2 separate regions of the Homo sapiens genome follow, and region 2 is linked to region 1. Evidence: read pairs that join two places in POLR2A ChIA-PET (ENCODE). Cell type or tissue: Panc1. All regions are shown on one strand. Each heading gives the region's core, and the rest is flanking DNA. Links, peaks and the distances in the headings are about the cores only.

Evidence for each region. Peaks named below come from ENCODE experiments on the same cell type or tissue, not always from the same donor. Only the 100,000 strongest peaks of a DNase experiment are listed, where the experiment ranks them.
Region 2: POLR2A ChIA-PET joins it to region 1 with 14 read pairs; 2 of 35 experiments call an interaction of 5 or more read pairs at or near these places.

Annotation. Positions count from the first base shown.
Region 1 is chr11:122,726,040-122,734,376 of GRCh38, forward strand. All of the region lies in intron 1 of UBASH3B (ubiquitin associated and SH3 domain containing B), which reads left to right. LOC124902828 (small nucleolar RNA U13) reads right to left here and starts at 272; the gene lies at 169-272. RefSeq lists an enhancer at 1,455-1,514. In Panc1, for the core only: no CTCF peak of the experiment used is centred there; no DNase peak of the experiment used is centred there.
Region 2 is chr11:122,833,084-122,841,420 of GRCh38, forward strand. It overlaps CRTAM (cytotoxic and regulatory T cell molecule), which reads left to right and starts at 5,417. Exons shown (of 10, transcript NM_019604.4): 1 at 5,417-5,509. The coding sequence starts at 5,464. In Panc1, for the core only: CTCF peaks have their summits at 2,956 (motif pointing left) and 3,161; no DNase peak of the experiment used is centred there.

The sequences.
Region 1 (8,337 bases), core at 21-8,020:
TAATAGGAAACATGCTCATGGTTCAAAGAACAAAATGATAGGAAGGTTTACACACAAGTTTGCCCTTCCCTCTGTGCTCATCCACCCTGTTGTCTCCACACCTGCCAGAAGAAACCACTCTTATTTGTTTCTTGGGTATCCTTCTAGCATTTCTTTTTTTTCTTTTCATGTCAGATGGGTAATATACCGACATCGTAACAAGGTTCGAGGGTGGCACATCTCAAACACGCACGTGAACACCCAGTCATTACGCTTATGAACTATAAAAAGATCACCTTTCGGCATTTATTTCTTTTCTTTCTTCTTCTTCTTTTTTTTTTTTTTTTTGAGACTGAGTTCTTGCTTTATCACCCAGGCTAGAGTGCAGTGGCGCGATCTTGGCATACTGCAGCCTCCGCCTCCCGGATTCAAGCAATTTTCCTGCCTCAGCCTCCCGAGTAGCTGGGATTACAGGTGTCTGCTACCATGCCCGGCTAATTTTTGTATTTTTAGTAGAGACGGGGTTTCACATGTTGGCCAGGCTGGTCTCGCACTCCTGACCTCAAGTGATCTGTTCACCTCATCCTCCCAAAGTTGCTGGCATGAGCCACTGTGCCCAGCACCAACATTTCTTTATGCAACTATGAGCAAATGGGATCATAGATTCTTCCTGTTTTCCCTTTCACTTGTAGGATGTATCAACAAGGTCTTTGAAAAATCAAAGTCATATTTGCTAAGGGATTTCTAGCTAGTCCAGTTATTCCTTCCAGAGTGAAATAAAGGGAAGCAGAAGCTTTGCTGTGACTTTGTCTCCCTGTTATGTAAATGAGGGACAATATTGTCCGCCCTGACTCCCATGTGGGAAAGTAATAAGTAATTTCACATTGATCAACCGTTTTGAGCTTTCTGGCAGAAGGGATGCTCAGAGTAGTGCTGTTTTGATGGTTTCTCAGCAAAATACTTCCCTCTTGTCCACGGGTCCCAGGACTTATTTTTAAAAAAGGATTCCGATTGCTAATTGTTAACAAGTTGCTGGGTTTTTTTCCTCCCCTCCAGCTCTTCCTTTCAAAACTTCTGAGCCTTAATTAGCAGCCCCAGTTTCTGGCCAGGCCATGTGTGTCTGATTTTAAGCCGCGTCCTGCCGGGGACTCCTGCTGCACACATGTGCCTGCAAGTGCTCCCCCAGTTTCTGTTGCAGAGTTCTTTCGTTTTTCTTTTTTCTTCCACCACAAGTGCTGAGCCACACAGAAGCTTTAAGACTCCAAATCATAGCGCAGCAGCGAGCCAGTGTTGGCTGTAATTAGCTAGAATTGCAAACTCCTGGTCATAAAGACATCATGTCTTTGCTTACTGTGGTGAATTTCCTGCGTTCTCTAAGGGTCGCAGGAGAGGCTCAGAGGAAGGAAGTTGTCTATCAATTGAGGGAGGGGCGAAACTAGATGATCCCCAAGATGCCTTCACTTCTAAAATTACACTTTAATGACATCTTCTCCAGGGCCCGCCTGTCCCCACGTAGGGAGTGAAGCACCAGGCCCAGCAAGCCCCGTGGAGGCCTCCGAGATGGGCACCAGGAGACAAGGACAGCGAGGCTATCGTCTTGACACCACGGGACCTGGTCACTGTTTTGAAAGGGATTTGGTTTTGTTTTGCTGGGACGCTTCCTGGAAGTCTTTTCTTGAGGCAGTGTGTTTATCTGGTTTCTTAGGTAGAGCATAAGGCTGTTTTCTCTCAGACGTGGACTTGGCAATGCGGAACTCAGTTCTGGGCTGTGATTCAAAGCCTTGCCAGCTTCGTGAATTCAAGAAATCCTTGTTTCCACCCAAAGACCCAAAGAGACTTTGAACAGTCATTTCACCCTCCCCGCACAGCTGGGCCAGATGGCAGCAGTGGCCCAGTCCCTATCCTGAAGGCTCCTTACCTAGAGGAAGTCCACCTCACTGGGGACCTTCTCCTGCCCTGTAGTTTTAGCCCATCTTATCATTATTATTATTATTATTATTTTTAGAGATGAGGTCTCCTGTGTTGCCCAGGCTGGTCTCAAACTACGGGGCTCAAGCAGTCTTCCTGCCTCAGCTTCCCAAGGTGCTGGTATTACAGGCGTGAGCTACCACACCCGGCCTTAGCCCATCTTGAGGTGAAACTATGCAGTTGTTCTGGGAGGATCTACATGCCTGTCCTCCATGAGGATGCAGAGTCGTTGAGTTTACATGGGGAATATTTAGCCGTCCACGTCATTTCTGTGGGCTTCCCTAGGCTGACCCTGGAAAGAATTCCGGATGCTACTTGGGAGATACTCCTTTTTGCAAGTTGGCACAGACATCCTTCTGCCTTTTCTTTGTCCTAGGACCACTCTTTATGGTGTTCCTGTTGAAGCAGGTCGGGGGATTGGGAATTAAGCGTAGCTGACAGGGTAAAATTTGAGGAGCAGGAAGCTCATAGATGGGGGCCACCAGCCCAATTTCTTTATCTTAGGTCTGAGCTGTTAAGACCCATAGCTACTTCTCTTATAATTATCAAACTTTTCTTCTCCATTGAACATCTCCCTATTTAAATATTAGCCTCCCCAGGGAGATCTTTGTGATTCCCCAGCCTAACATGGTGTTTGGCTCACTGTAGATGCTCAAGAATTGGTTGTTGGATTGGGTACCCCATTCAGCAACATTTGTTGAGTGCCTAGAATGCGCTTTGCACTGTGCTGGAGTCTGGTGATGACAAAATCTGATAGAGCCCCTCCCCTTAAACAGTTTATCATCTAAGAAGAGAGACATCTGTGTACTTCTAACATCTAGCACAGGGGCAGAAACAAAGTCATTTGGTGGCTTTTGAGCTTAGAGTCATAAAATGTCAGAGCTAGAGGGTCTTAGGGATTGTTAAATCCCTCCCTCTCACTTTGGAAGTAAAGAAACTGATTGGTCAGAGACTTGCTCAAGGCCACCCGGTCAGACGGGGACAGAGAGTGCTCAGCCTGCCGTCCCTGCTTTCGGCTCTATCACCCCATGCAGCTTGTCTTTGGCCTTTAACTAGAAAGATCAAATCATGAAAAGTAGAGGGAGTACCAGAGAGAGCAGGAACCCACTTTCATTGCAGGTCTACTGTGGCTCAGTGACCTAAATCCTGGGAGGACTGGGAGGCTCTGGACAGTGGCTCTCTGACTAGGACTGCGGAGTGAGTACTCCAACGCCACAGGGGCCAGCTCCCTGCAGTTCCCACTGAGACTTATTTCTCCAGAGGCCAGAAAGCCCAGAAGATGAAGCCTTGTCACTTTTGGTCTTGTGGCCCAGTTCAGCTGAGATGCCACGCGGTTCTTGTTGAGGGGAAGGGGTGTGAGAGGCCCTGGTGCCTGAGCCACACACTGGGGCTTTCCATCCTGCTGAAGTCAGGACCTTCATTGGCCCTGATTCAAACAAACTGATTGGAAAAAGACATTTTTGAGACCATCAGGGGAAAATGAATGTGGATTTGATATTCAGTGATATTAAAGAATGATTATAAATGTTAGATATGATAAAGGCAAGTGATTATGTTAAAGATAAAACAGTTCTTATCAGAGATGCATGCTAATGTCTGGGTTGTTTTAAAATACTCTAGGGTAAATAAATCTTTATGAGTATTTTGGAGTAAAATGATATAATACCTGGGATTTGCTTTAAAATGTTCCAGGCTGGGCACAGTGGCTCATGCCTGTAATCCTAACACGTTGGGAGGCCCAGGTGGGAGGATCGCTTGAGCCCAGGAGTTTGAAACCAGCCTGGCAACATAGCAAGACCCTATCTCTACAAAAAAAAAAAAAAAAAAAAAAAACCCTAAAAAGTTACCCAGGCAGTTAGCTTCGTACCTGAGGTCCCAGCTTCTTGGGAAGCTGAGCTGGGAGGATCAGTTGGGCATGGGAGTTCGAGGCTGCAGTGAGCCATGATCATGCCTGCACTCCAGCCTGGGTGACAGAGTGAGACCCTATCTAAAAAAAAAAAAAAAAAAAAAAAAAAAAAGGCCAGGTGCAGTGGCTCACACCTGTAATCCTAGCACTTTGGAGGCCGAGGCAGGTGGATCACTTGAAGCCAGGAGTTCAAAACCAGCCTGGCCAACATGGCAAAACTCCATCTCTACTGAAAATACAAAAATTAGTTGGGCATGATGGTGTGCGCCTGTAATCCCAGCTACCTGGGAGGCTGAGGCAGAAGAATTGCCTGAACCCAGGAGGTGGAGTTTGCAGTGAGCCGAGATGGCTTGGTGGCTGTGGAAGAAGTGGCTTCCACAGACATGACAGGGTGTGGGTGACATCACACGGGTCCTTGAACAATTGCACTCACATTGTGGGGAGGTTCCCGCCTTTCCATGTGTCCCCTAAGAGACCCAAGGACTTGGCCGGGCACAGTGGCCAACGTGAACTCCATGCCATCCTTGGTATTTTCCATTCATGTTGCCAGACCATCTCTGTTTCAGGTCAGCCTCCTCAGACACCCAGAGAGGCCTATCCTAAGCCAAACCCCCTCACAGAGGTGTAGGGCCAGCACTGCACATCGCTGCACAACTGAGCTTGCCTTCTCAGCCCGCTGTGATGCAAATATTTGGATTCTTTTTTTTTTTTTTTTTAATTGAGACAGAGTTTTGCTCTTGTTGCCCAGGCTGGAGTGCAATGGCACGATCTCGGCTCATTGCAACCTCTGCCTCCCAGGTTCAAGTGATTCTCCTGCCTCAGCCTCCCTAGTAGCTGGGATTACAGGCATGTGCCACCACGCCCGGCTCATTTTGTATTTTTAGTAGAGGCGGGATTTCTCTATGTTGGTCAGACTGGTCTTGAACTCCCGACCTCAGGTGATCCGCCCGCCTCGGCCTCCCAAAGTCCTGGGATTACAGGCATGGGCCACCGCTCCTGGCCAATATTTGGATTCTTATTCACCTTCTGTCCTTGTCTTGCTGTCTTTCATTTCCCTCCCTGACAGTGGAACCTTCACTACTTCTGCCCCCTAAAGGTTCTGCCATGTCTGCAATCCCCATAGTCTCTACAGTGTGATTTTCCTATTACAGTGGCCCCTCCTTATCCTTGGGGATACTCAAGACTCCCAGTGGATGCCTGAAAGCGCAGAGAGCACCAGACCCAATTGTGCCAATCGGATTCTGTTTCAGGTCATGTCTTCCACCCACAAATTTAACACCTTTTCCATCCTAACTAAGCAATTATCATGCACTATGGCTATAACTTTTGCAGTTTGAGGTGTGGCAGCAAAACCAGCACAAATTTCTTCTTCCTTCTTCACAATCTCATGGATGGAAGATGAGTTTTTACTGTAGACCTGGGTGACTTTGGCATGCAATTTTTTTTCTTTCATTATTAAGTTGAGAACTTTCACCTTTTCACTTAAATGGAGAACTTTACGTCTTCTCTTTGGGGATATCCAAATTGCCAGCCTCACTACTCTTGCATTTTGGGGCCATTATAAAGTAAAATAATGGTCATGTGAACATAAGCACTGCAATACTGGGACAGTTGGTCTGATAACCTAGATATCTAGTCACTAGATAACTAAGTGACTAACAGGCGGAGAGTGCAAACAGTGTGGATTCACTACTGCATCCACAGCCTGTATCCAGACTAGACAAAGGGATGATTCATGTCCCTAGTGGAATGGAGTTGGATGGCTCAAGATTTTATCATGCTACCCAGAACGTCACACAATTGGAAACTTGTGAGTTGTTTATTTCTGCAATTTTTCACTTAATATTTTTGGACCACAGTTGACCACTGGTAACTGAACCCTTGGAAAGTGAAACCACAGATAAGGCAGGACTGCTCTACTAGTTTGTTTAAATGTTTGCTCTCTTGTCACACTCACTACTGAGGTTTTTGTACCCAGACATGTCCTAGCCTAGAGCACTGCATTCTGGTCTTCCCATGGCCACGTTCTTTAGTACAGAGTGAAGAGTTCTTAGTTTGAAGGAGATGTGCATACCCTGGAGCCTATGTGTCTCCCACCCCGACGACACACACACACACACACCATGCTCTGGATATTAGGAACACAAATGATGAGGAACCTGCTTCCGGGGTGTCTCCCCCATCTCTAGTCTCCCAAAGACAGACAGCCCTAGCCCTGAGGATGACAAAGGAGCTTCTGTTTGTGGGGGTGTGGACACAACTTTGACATCTTCTTGGGGTACCCATATGCATACATGTGAGGACCCTCCTGGTACCCCCACAGAAGCCAGGGTCTGAGCTAAAAGCAGATGGAAGCAGACCACAGGAGAACAGACCAAGGCCGGCTGGCTGCTGGCTCTTCCCAGGTTGCCATACCCTGACACACAATGGCAAGAAGTCTGAGCCTCTAACCAGGTTGTTATGAAGGTATATTGGCCAAGGTTGGAGGCTAAGGCATATTTATGAGTTGGTTCGCTTGATTTATTATTTGTAAACATTTAGACATTGGTGTATGTGGGCCTCTCTTTATACTCTTGCCCAGGCCCTGCACGTTGTAAGTCTCTGTTTCCTAATGGAGACACAGGAATTTTGCTCTGGGCTGGACTTCATCTTGCCTTAAGGAAGGCTTGTGTTCTTCCATGGTATTTCCTGCAACTTGTAAAATACAACTTGTAAAGTCCTATTGTAGCCCCACGTATTTCCTGTGTTTATAATGGAGATGAAATCGTGGTTTGTCTTTCCACCACCCATCTTTCCACCCCCAACAACCCTCAATTAGATAAACTAACAAGCTAATTAAAAATAGCCTTAAAGTAAGGACACTTGTGTAAACCAACAACTTTATCAGAAAAGGTTTTCCCTGGAATTTCCCATCCTCATTCAAAGGGACAGGCAGTGTTCTGGATTCCAAACAATAGATTCTAATCAATAGCTCCTCCTATTCAAATAGTGGCAGAATCCTACCTGCCTTCCTTCCCTCCAGTGGAATGTTAGTATCTCTCTCAATGAATCATTAAAATTCCTGGCTTGTTATGATGTACCCGTCACTATACCTACATAATATCAAGCAGAAAGCTTTTGAAGGCCTTTTGGGATAGCAGAGCAAGGGTCTCCCCACCCAACTGGTCATATAATTGGCTTTTCTCTCTTTAAAGACTCGAAGCCTTTGTGCTAAACAGAAAATGCCAAAGGTCTTTGGATATGGGGAGTCGAGTGTAGAGGTGGGGTGTTGGCTTCATACACAGCAGAGAATGTTTCCCTCCTTTGCTGTGGAAGACTAACCTTAGCAGCTTCCCACTCACTCCATCTCAAACCCAATTAAATTTTAATTCAGATCATCACGAATACAAAGTGCTTTCTTCAATCTCTATTATTTCTGGAGTTCCCTGGTGTCCAGTTTAAAAAATTCTTCAGGGAAAGATGTCTGGCAGTGATTGGATGAAGGTATTGACTTTGGAAAGAGGAGTCTTAACATCAACAAGTATGTCAACGATAAGTCACTAGAAACAAATCCCAGCCATCCAGTTTGCTTGTTTATGTGGTTCAAGTGCCTCGCGCCAAAGCATGGCCCAGATCCAAGTTTCACATCAGTAATTCCTGCCATTCAACATGTTTAGCTTTTGTTTCTTAATGGGTGTTGACAGACAATCTACTTCCCATAATCCTCCATTCGCAGCTGCCTTCATTGATGTATTCATTCCACACATGTGTTGAGTAGCCCTGGAATTTTTGCTTTACAGACACCCATGGATATGTCAACAGATTATTATTGTAATGATAAGAGTATATGATAATAGAGGTATGTATAGCACTGCATGAACTCAGAAGAAGTAATGTCTTGTCTTATTGAAGAACTAGAATATCTTAGAGGATGACAGTTGACTTGTATCTTGAATGATGCACAAGAGAATTTACAGCAGATTTGAGCAGTCAAAATTTAATGTCTCCTCTCTTTTTTTTTGTTTTGTTTTTGAGACAGAGTCTCACTCTGTCGCCCAGGCTGGAGTGCAGTGGCATGATCTCAGCTCACTGTAACCTCCGCCTCCTGTGTCCAAGCAATTCTCATGCCTCAGCCTCTTTAGTAGCTGAGACTACAAGTGTGCACCACCACACCTCATTAATTTTTTGTGTTTTAAGTAAAGATGGGGTTTTGCCATCTTGGCCAGGCTGGTCTTGAACTCCTGACTTCAGGTGATCTGCCTGCCTCAGCCTCCAAAGTGCTGGGATTACAGGCTTGAGCCACCACGCCCAGCCAAAATTGAATGTCTCCTCCCTTAAGATTTGTACTTCAAAAGCTTTTGGTTTTCATGAGCACAGAAAAGGGGCTGATAGCCTGGTGATCAACTGTGGGCCTTATCAACAGCTACAGTGAAGAGGAAGACATTGAAAAGAGCTTGACATGGCTGAGCCTGAGGAAAGGACTTGGCCTGAGCAGACGGGGATTC
Region 2 (8,337 bases), core at 338-8,337, 110 kb after region 1:
AGACAGAGAATGAATACATAAATAAACAAGATAATTACAGATTTTGATAAATGCTCTTTAGGAAATAAACTGGGTAATATGATAGAAAGTAACTTTGAAGGGATGTGGGGCAGGGGTTACACTCTTAGTTAGGGCATGGCGTCCCTGAACAGGTGATGATGAAACCAACAGTTAAAACTGAGCAGGAGCTGGTTGGGCTGAAGACCTAAACGAGGAGGGTATCAGGAAGCTGTGTATACAGAAGCCCTCACATGGGAAGACACTAGCTGGGTTAGAACAGAAGAGGCTGGGGAGCTAAAGTGTAGTAAGCATGATAGAAAGTGGGGGGCTTATAAAGACATGGGGTCTTACAGACCAGGGGTCAGCAAAGTATTGCTCATTGTGCAGAATCTCACTCGTGAGCAGAATCTGGCCCACAGCCTGCCTGTACAGCTGCAGGCTAAGAATGATTTTTAGCTTTTCAAATCTTTGGGGGAAAAAGCAAAGAATAAAGAGATTGATATATGAAATTAGAGTTCCAGTATATATAAATAAAATTTTATTGGAACACAGCCTCATTCACTTATTTACATATTGCCTATGGCTATTCCAGGATACAAGGGCAGAGTTGAGAAGTAAAACTATTTTAAATGTTTATACTTGGCCCCTTGCAGAAAAAGTGGGTTGATCTCATCATAGACCACGGTGAAACATTTGGATTTTATTCTAAATCCACAGAATCCAGCATCAAAACTATTTTACCTGACATAACAATTCATAGATTGGTGGCATCCAGTGGCCAGCAAAGTAACAGCTAGCATTTGAGTGCTTGTATTTATCAGACACTTTTCTAAGTACTTCACATGTGTAAGCTTTTTAAATCTTCTCACCAACTCTATTCGGTAGAAACTATTATTCCCGATTTATGAAAGAGGAAGTTGAATCTTAGAAAGATTCAATAATTCACACACAGTCACACGGCTCATGAGTGTTAGGGCTGAGACCAGGACCATGTCAGCCTGGTTCCAGAGCCTGGACTAATCATGGAAAATGTTTTTTAAAAGAAACTTCAATGAAAATATTGCAGAAGCCTGAGGTGTCTTGGGGATACTTGGGTTCTTCAGAATACAGTTTGGAAACCACAACTTTCATCTAATCTCATTTATAGATGAAGACGCCAGGGCTGGTCACTTATCTGGGCAGAGCTCCATGAGCTGGGGCCTGAAGCTGGCCCTTGCTATCCTGTGGTATACTCTCCGAAACCACAATTGCCTTCTGAAATCAGCTCATATTTGGGTTGTTTTCAGAATGATCTATTTCACTAGAGTAAATAAAGTTTCTACCCTCACGAAAGCCCAGGTTCACAATAGTAGGTTTTTTCGGCAGAAGTCTTAACAAAAGGTGAATGATGCCTTTCCTCCTCCCGGCACACCCAACCTACCATGGTTCCTGTGGGGATGAGATGCTGCTCCAGCCACCTGAGGTCTGCAGATTTATGGAGAATGTTTTTTGTGCCAAGATGCTGGGTGCTCTGGGTATTATAATATTTTCAATTTAACCATCCATGAGTGCCCCATAAAGAAGGTGTGGCCCCGGGTGAGCTGGTTCTCTTCCACCGAGGGCAAGTATAAAAATTTGAAGTCCTTCAAAGGAATCTCATAGACAAAGAAAAATGTGTGTGTGTGTGTGTGTGTGTGTGTGTGTGTGTGTATCACTGACTCACTGTGTCACTTCAGGCAAACTTCTTAATTCTTTGGGTTTTTTAAATTTTATTTATTTTTTTTGAGACAGAGTCTCGTTCTGTCGCCGAGGCTGGAGGGCAGTGGCGCAATCTCGGCTCACTGCAACCTCCGCCTCCCAAGTTCAAGCAATTCTCCTGCCTCAGCCTCCCAAGTAGCTGGAACTACAGCTACCGTAGTCTGGCTAATTTTTTGTATTTTAGTAGAGATAGGGATTCACCGTGTTGCCCAGGCTGGTTGCAAACCCCTGAGCTTAGGCAATCCACCCATCTCAGCCTCCCAAAGTGCTGAGATTACAGGCGTGAGCCACCACGCCCGGCCAATTCTTCATTTTTAAAAATGCTACAGTCGAACTTTCTCAGCTCCTGCCTTATGATTCCTGGACAGTCACCTCAGGCTGTAATTATTCTTCCCATTTTACAAGTGAGGAAACTGATTCCAACAGGCAGGTAGTGTGCTTAGTGCTACACAGCTGCTAGTGACAGGGCCTAGGGGACAAGCCTGGGTCTGTCTGCTACTCACTCCCATGCTCGTCCCACTAAGCTCCCACTACTGCTAGGAAACTTCTCTCTGAATCAATAATTAATTTCAAAGGCTGCTGCTCTGGCTTAGAAACTCCACAGTCACTTTGTGCAAGTTTTACAGCAGTGCTCAGAAAACCTCAACACTTGGTGTGAGTTATCTGAGGCATCTTCTGGTAGATGCAGGCGAGTCCACCTCTTACTCTGACCTTGGGAAAGGTCACGATTCTTCACAGAATCTGTGAAAGGTCAAGAAGAAAGTGTAGGCCCCTTTTGTAAATGCAACAAAAAAACCCAGTGGCTTCTAGACATAAGGAAATCCCCTGTTTTCTGACCCTTAAAACAGTTCATCTTTAGCCTATTTAATAAATGTCTTATTTTTCATGTTTGCACCCCCCCACCCCCAAAACTCAGGTTGACAAGGGTGACGATGAAAAATAGAGAGGATGTTTGTTTATTTCTCCAAAATATGTCCCCCCTCTGCCACCCCACCAAATGTTATTTCCTATTAGTATTGAAACATAATATGAAGATTTCATAAAACGGAGACCAAAATGACAAACTAGCTATCAGTTGTGAGGTCTCCCACATACTGTTCAGTAGACTCTTTCCCATTAGAAAATAGGTAGACCACTTATTACCTTCCAACCTCGTCTTTTTCTCCCAATTCACTGAGCAGCCACAATCTGCTGCCCTCTCCTGTTGAATACTACATGAGCTGCAGGCTGAAGTGGGGGTAATGAGAACAGGGACCCTGGAAAGCACACATGTATGTCGTCCACCAGTTCACCTTGTAGCATTTCCCCCACCAACCGTTCTTAATGTCCAAGTCCAGTGGACTATTGTGACATTTGTCAAGGTTTTCAACCAGTTGAATATGGCACCCGTGGATGAAAAGGATACACTCTCCATCGTCCAAAGTGCAATTTAAAGTAAGCTCTTCTTTAATGCTCTGGGGAAATTGTAAGTCAAACATCTTTTTAGACTTCAGAGCAAAAAGAGTAGCATTTACATCTCAAATAAAGAGTCAATTTAGTCTTTCATTCACTCGTTGACAACCTATGTCAAGTGTTGTTGTGGGTCAGGTTCCTGGGAAACAGAAGCTGATACAGAGATCCGTGTGCAGAAGTTTATAGATGAGTACTCTTGGTGACAAGAAGGAAGCAAGTTGGAGAATCGGTAGAAGCTGGACTGAGGTGCAGTTACAACAAAGATCTCAGCTGATCCTGATCCCTTGGGGAGCTTCAGAGTTGCTCCACCTCAAGGCAAGGGAAAAGGACCTTGAGACCCCCTCATGGATGCCCTATGGAGGAAGAGTGACCCTGGGTAAACTGTTCTCTTCTACTGAGGACAAGTATAAAAATTAGAAGTTCCTGGATGGAATATTATGAGCAAAAGGGAAAAAATTAAAAAATGAAAAATTTGAAAGACAAAATATTGTGTTTTGGAGGATTTTTTATTTTTATTTTTTTAAGACAGGGTGTCACTTTGTCACCCAGATTGCAGTACAGTAGTGTGATCACGGCTCACCGCAGCCTCAACCTCCTGCATTCAAGCAACCCTTCCACCTCAGCCTCCCAAGTATCTGGGACTACAGGCATGCACCACCATGCTCAGCTAATTTTTGTATTTTTTGTAGAGATGGGGGTCTCACTATGTTGCCCAGGTTGGTCTTGAACTCCTGGCTTCAGATGATCCTCACACCTCAGCCTCCCAAAATGCTAAGATTACAGGCATGAGCCACTGTGCCCAGCCAACAAAATATTTGGAAGACATTTTTGATGAGTAAGACTTTTCCTACCCAAACTTCATCAAATTTATCAGAGTATTAACACTAATTTCAATTAGAGCCAGTAAGTAGTGTTTCCTTTTCATTTTCCAAGCATTGCAGACTGATCTCTGTTTTCTAAACATAAACTTACTAATATTTTACTGTGTGCTCCTGGAAAAACTACATTAAATCTATCTCAATTTGTCCAATTAATGAAAATTAAATACCAGAACTGTTCATATGTACATTGTCTCCCCCACTAGATTATATTCTCCTGAAAAACAAGGAATTTATGTTTTTTATTTGAGCATGTCTCAAAGTAGTGCATACTAGATGCTGTACAGGTGACAAGATGAATGGGTGGATAGAAGGATGGATGGATGGATGGATGGATGGATGGATGGACGGACGGACATATGTATAGATAGATGGGTGGGTAAATGGATGAATGAGTGGGTGAATGGATGAATGCGTGGGTGGATAGATAGATGGGTGGTTGGGTGGATGGATGAGTATTTGCATGTATAGATAGATGGGTGGGTGAATGAATAGGTCATGGACGGATGGATGGATGGATAGATGGATGGGTGAATGGATGGATGGGTGGATAAATGGATGGATGGATGGATGGATGGATGGATGGATGGATGGATGGATGGATGGATAGATGGATAGATGGATGGATAAATAGATGGATGGCTGGCTGGCTGGATGGATGGAGAGATGGATGGATGTGTGGATGAATAGATGGATGGATGGGTGGATGGGGAATGAGTGGGCAGGTAATACATGAGTGAGTGGGTGGATGGAAGGATAAATGGATGGGTGGATGGATGTGTGGGTGGATGGATGGAAGGATGGATGGATGGATAGGTGGATGAATAGATTTGTATTTGTGAGTGGGTGGATGAAAAGATGGGTGGATGGGTGGGTGGACAGATATATAGATTTCAAAAATGAGTATATCTATATGAATGAATGAATTCCTCCCCGACAACAATTATAAATTGATGTCAGCATAGAAATAAAATATTCCCAAAGGTTGAGCAAAAATTATCTAATTGTATTTATCTAATAAACTAGAAAAGTAAAAATAAGGATGACGTCACTACACAGGGACATTTTACAGTATTTCTCCCACCCATGCTCCCTCTAAAAACCTTGCAACTAGTTGATTTACCAGTACTACCCACTTGTGGTAAAACAATTTTTGTCACCAACACATCACTCACACCTCTCTGCCATCAAGATAATACATGTGGTCCCCAAAATGTTCCACCAGGAGGTGTTCTGGGGGCAGCTAACTAAGAGGGGGCTTCCAGACAGATGGAGGAGTTGATACACATGAGGTCACAGATCTACTGCCTCTCCCCCTTTAAAAGAAACTACTCAGCTCCATTTGTCTCAGAATCTAGAGGAAGTTGACAAAGGTGCCACAGCAGCACAGCACAGTATGTGGTGGAGAGTTCTCAGCTTGCTGGCATGGTTCCCCTTGCAAGGTAAGGACTTAGAGTTATTTTTGTTGTTGCTCAGCTGACTTAATGTTTTGCCACATCTACCTATCAGTCAGTCAACTGCATTTACAGAGGAGCTGCTGTAGAAGACAACCCAGGTAACTGCTAATACTTTCCAAGCCATGCTCAAATCATGCATCTGAGGGATGTTACTGCGTTTATTTGATCTCTCGTTCAATGGCTAAGGAGTATAGAAAGGATCATTATAGTGTGTGTCTCTGTGGGTCCTATGTTACGGCAAGATGAAACAAGCTTATTAGGCTCTGTCTTTTAAGGGCATACCAGTTGAAAGAGCATCCGTATTGAATTTTATTTTATTTTATTTATTTATTTATTTATGAGACACAGTCTCGCTCTGTCGCCCAGGCTGGAGTGCAGCGGCACGACCTCGGCTCACTGCAAGCTCCGCCTCCCGGGTTCACGCCTTTCTCCTGCCTCAGCCTCCCAAGTAGCTGGGACTACAGGTGCCCGCCACCACCACGCCCGGCTAATTTTTTTATATTTTTAGTAGAGACGGGGTTTCACCGTGTTAGCCAGGATGGTCTCAATCTCCTGACCTCGTGATCTGCCCACCTCAGCCTCCCAAAGTGCTGGGATTACAGGCGTAAGCCACCGCGCCCGGCCTCCACGTTGAATTTTAAAATTTCCTTGCTGTATAAATCTTAGCCAAACGATTTAATCTCTTTGAAACTCAGTTTCTGCATCTTAAAATGAAAATGATAAAAACTTTTGATCCACCAAACTCCCTGGATTGTTAGAAGGATCAAATTTCAAATGTGAAAGCACTTTGAAAATGATAAAGCGCTGTGCAACACTTATTTAGCTCAGAGGTAATAATGAGACCAATGAAAACTTCGTGTTTATTTTTAAAGAGTAAGTTATACTTTACATTTTACTATAATTTTCAAATTTGGATTTTAGTGCTTAATCCTAATGTAGCATTATGAAAATTAAGGATAGAAGCAGTTACCTTTTTGGAGCAGGTCAAATTATTTTCTACCCAAAAGTGGGGGCAGGGGTGTAGGAAGTGGCTCCTGTTGTCCCTCAGTCTCTGCTTACAATTGTATCAGATTCATGCAAAGGACATCCCTCACAAATCCACTCAAAAATTTTGCTTTTTGTGTGTTTGTTACCAAATATTGAAACTGTAGTTCTGTTTCATGAAATGCACCTATCCTTCTAAATCTACATTTAATCTGGAATGGCATCTGAAGGACGCTACTTTAAAAAACTCGATTTCCTATTTTACATAGTACTTCAATTCCCTATTTTATATACTTCAATTAATGCCTTCTTTTTTTGGTCCCTGTACCCTGAGGCACTTAATAAGGATTCAATTTTGGTAATGAATAATATTAGTTTCTTCATTAAGTGGCTTAAAGAATAGCTAATACATTCAAAAAGAGTACATTTAGACAGCTAAAATTAGGATGATTTCAATTTTTCCAGAGTTTAAAGCCTTTCACTGACCTTAACTTTTTCAGGCTTTGAGTTATTGCCTCATAAAAAATAACTCATAAAAATACATTTTTTAAATAAATAGCAAAAATTATGTTTCAAGGTAAACCTAAATTACTTAAATATTATTTATATAGAGAGGAAAAATATTGTTTCATGCACAGTGCTGAGTACTTTGTGTTAATTACACTTAATCATAGCGGAAGTACTGAGGTAGGTACTAATATCCCCAATTTAAAGATGAGAAAAGAAGTTATGTAACCTGCCCAAGTTTTAAAGCTAGAATATGACAACATAAATACCAGCCTATAAAGCACATAGTAAAAGTATTTATTTCATGAAACTTCTAATTAACGTGTGTGTGTGTGTGTGTGTACTAGTTGTGACAGAAAATGTATTAATGTGGATCAAAAGTTGGAAAACCACTGACTTTCACAATTTGGAGGATTCAATATTAAAAAGTCCTATTTGAAAACTCGTTCAAGGGGCCACCCGAGGGCATCTAAGCTCAATGGCATTTGAGCAGTGGCTGCCACCCCTGACCTAACCTTGCTCAAGCCCATCCCAGACGTAATTAGGAGGAGGTGACCATGTTGCTTTCTTGTCAGCAAAAAAGGCAGCAAATCATCAGTTTTGGCAAAGCTATAAACTGTCAGCTGATTTTAGCAAATTAAATTATGGGAAGATCACTGTGACTACTTCTACAGTGTTACTTCTATGGCTGCCAAAAATTTATGGAAAAAAAAAAAGTCACGTAATCTCAGAGCCTGCCCTCTTTTCAAGGCCACTCCCAGAATAAATAGTCTTAGGACTGGTAAAAACACAATAAAAATGAAGCATTTTTCAAAATTCATCCCATTAAATTACACTGTAGACAATGAAAATGTCAAATCCAATGAATTTTGAACCCTCTGTTTTCATTGTTTTGTGGAGGGTAGGATGCAGAAAACAAAGGAAAATTGCAAATTGAGTAGTTCTTTTCATACTTTCTTTGCCCAGGAAAAAGTCACATGTTAGATGACATGTTGAGACAGCTTCTTTAAAATGTACTAAAAATATTCCGATTCTGACAAGTCTGATTTATTTTTATACCTGCAATTTTCTCTATTGATTCAATCTAAAAATAATAAAAATCTTTTTTTGTAATGATCTGAATTAAAACACACTTTTGCTTAATGCCTCATGACAGTCATGTAACTAGGGCTCTGATTTGAGAATTAATGCATTGCATGTCTCTGGCTTTAACTTAGCCCTAGTCTTTATTATTTGATATAACAGTTAAAGAGCAAAGTTAGCATCCTATTATAATATTTATTCCTAAATATATACTTTTACTCTATTTTTTTTTTTTTTGA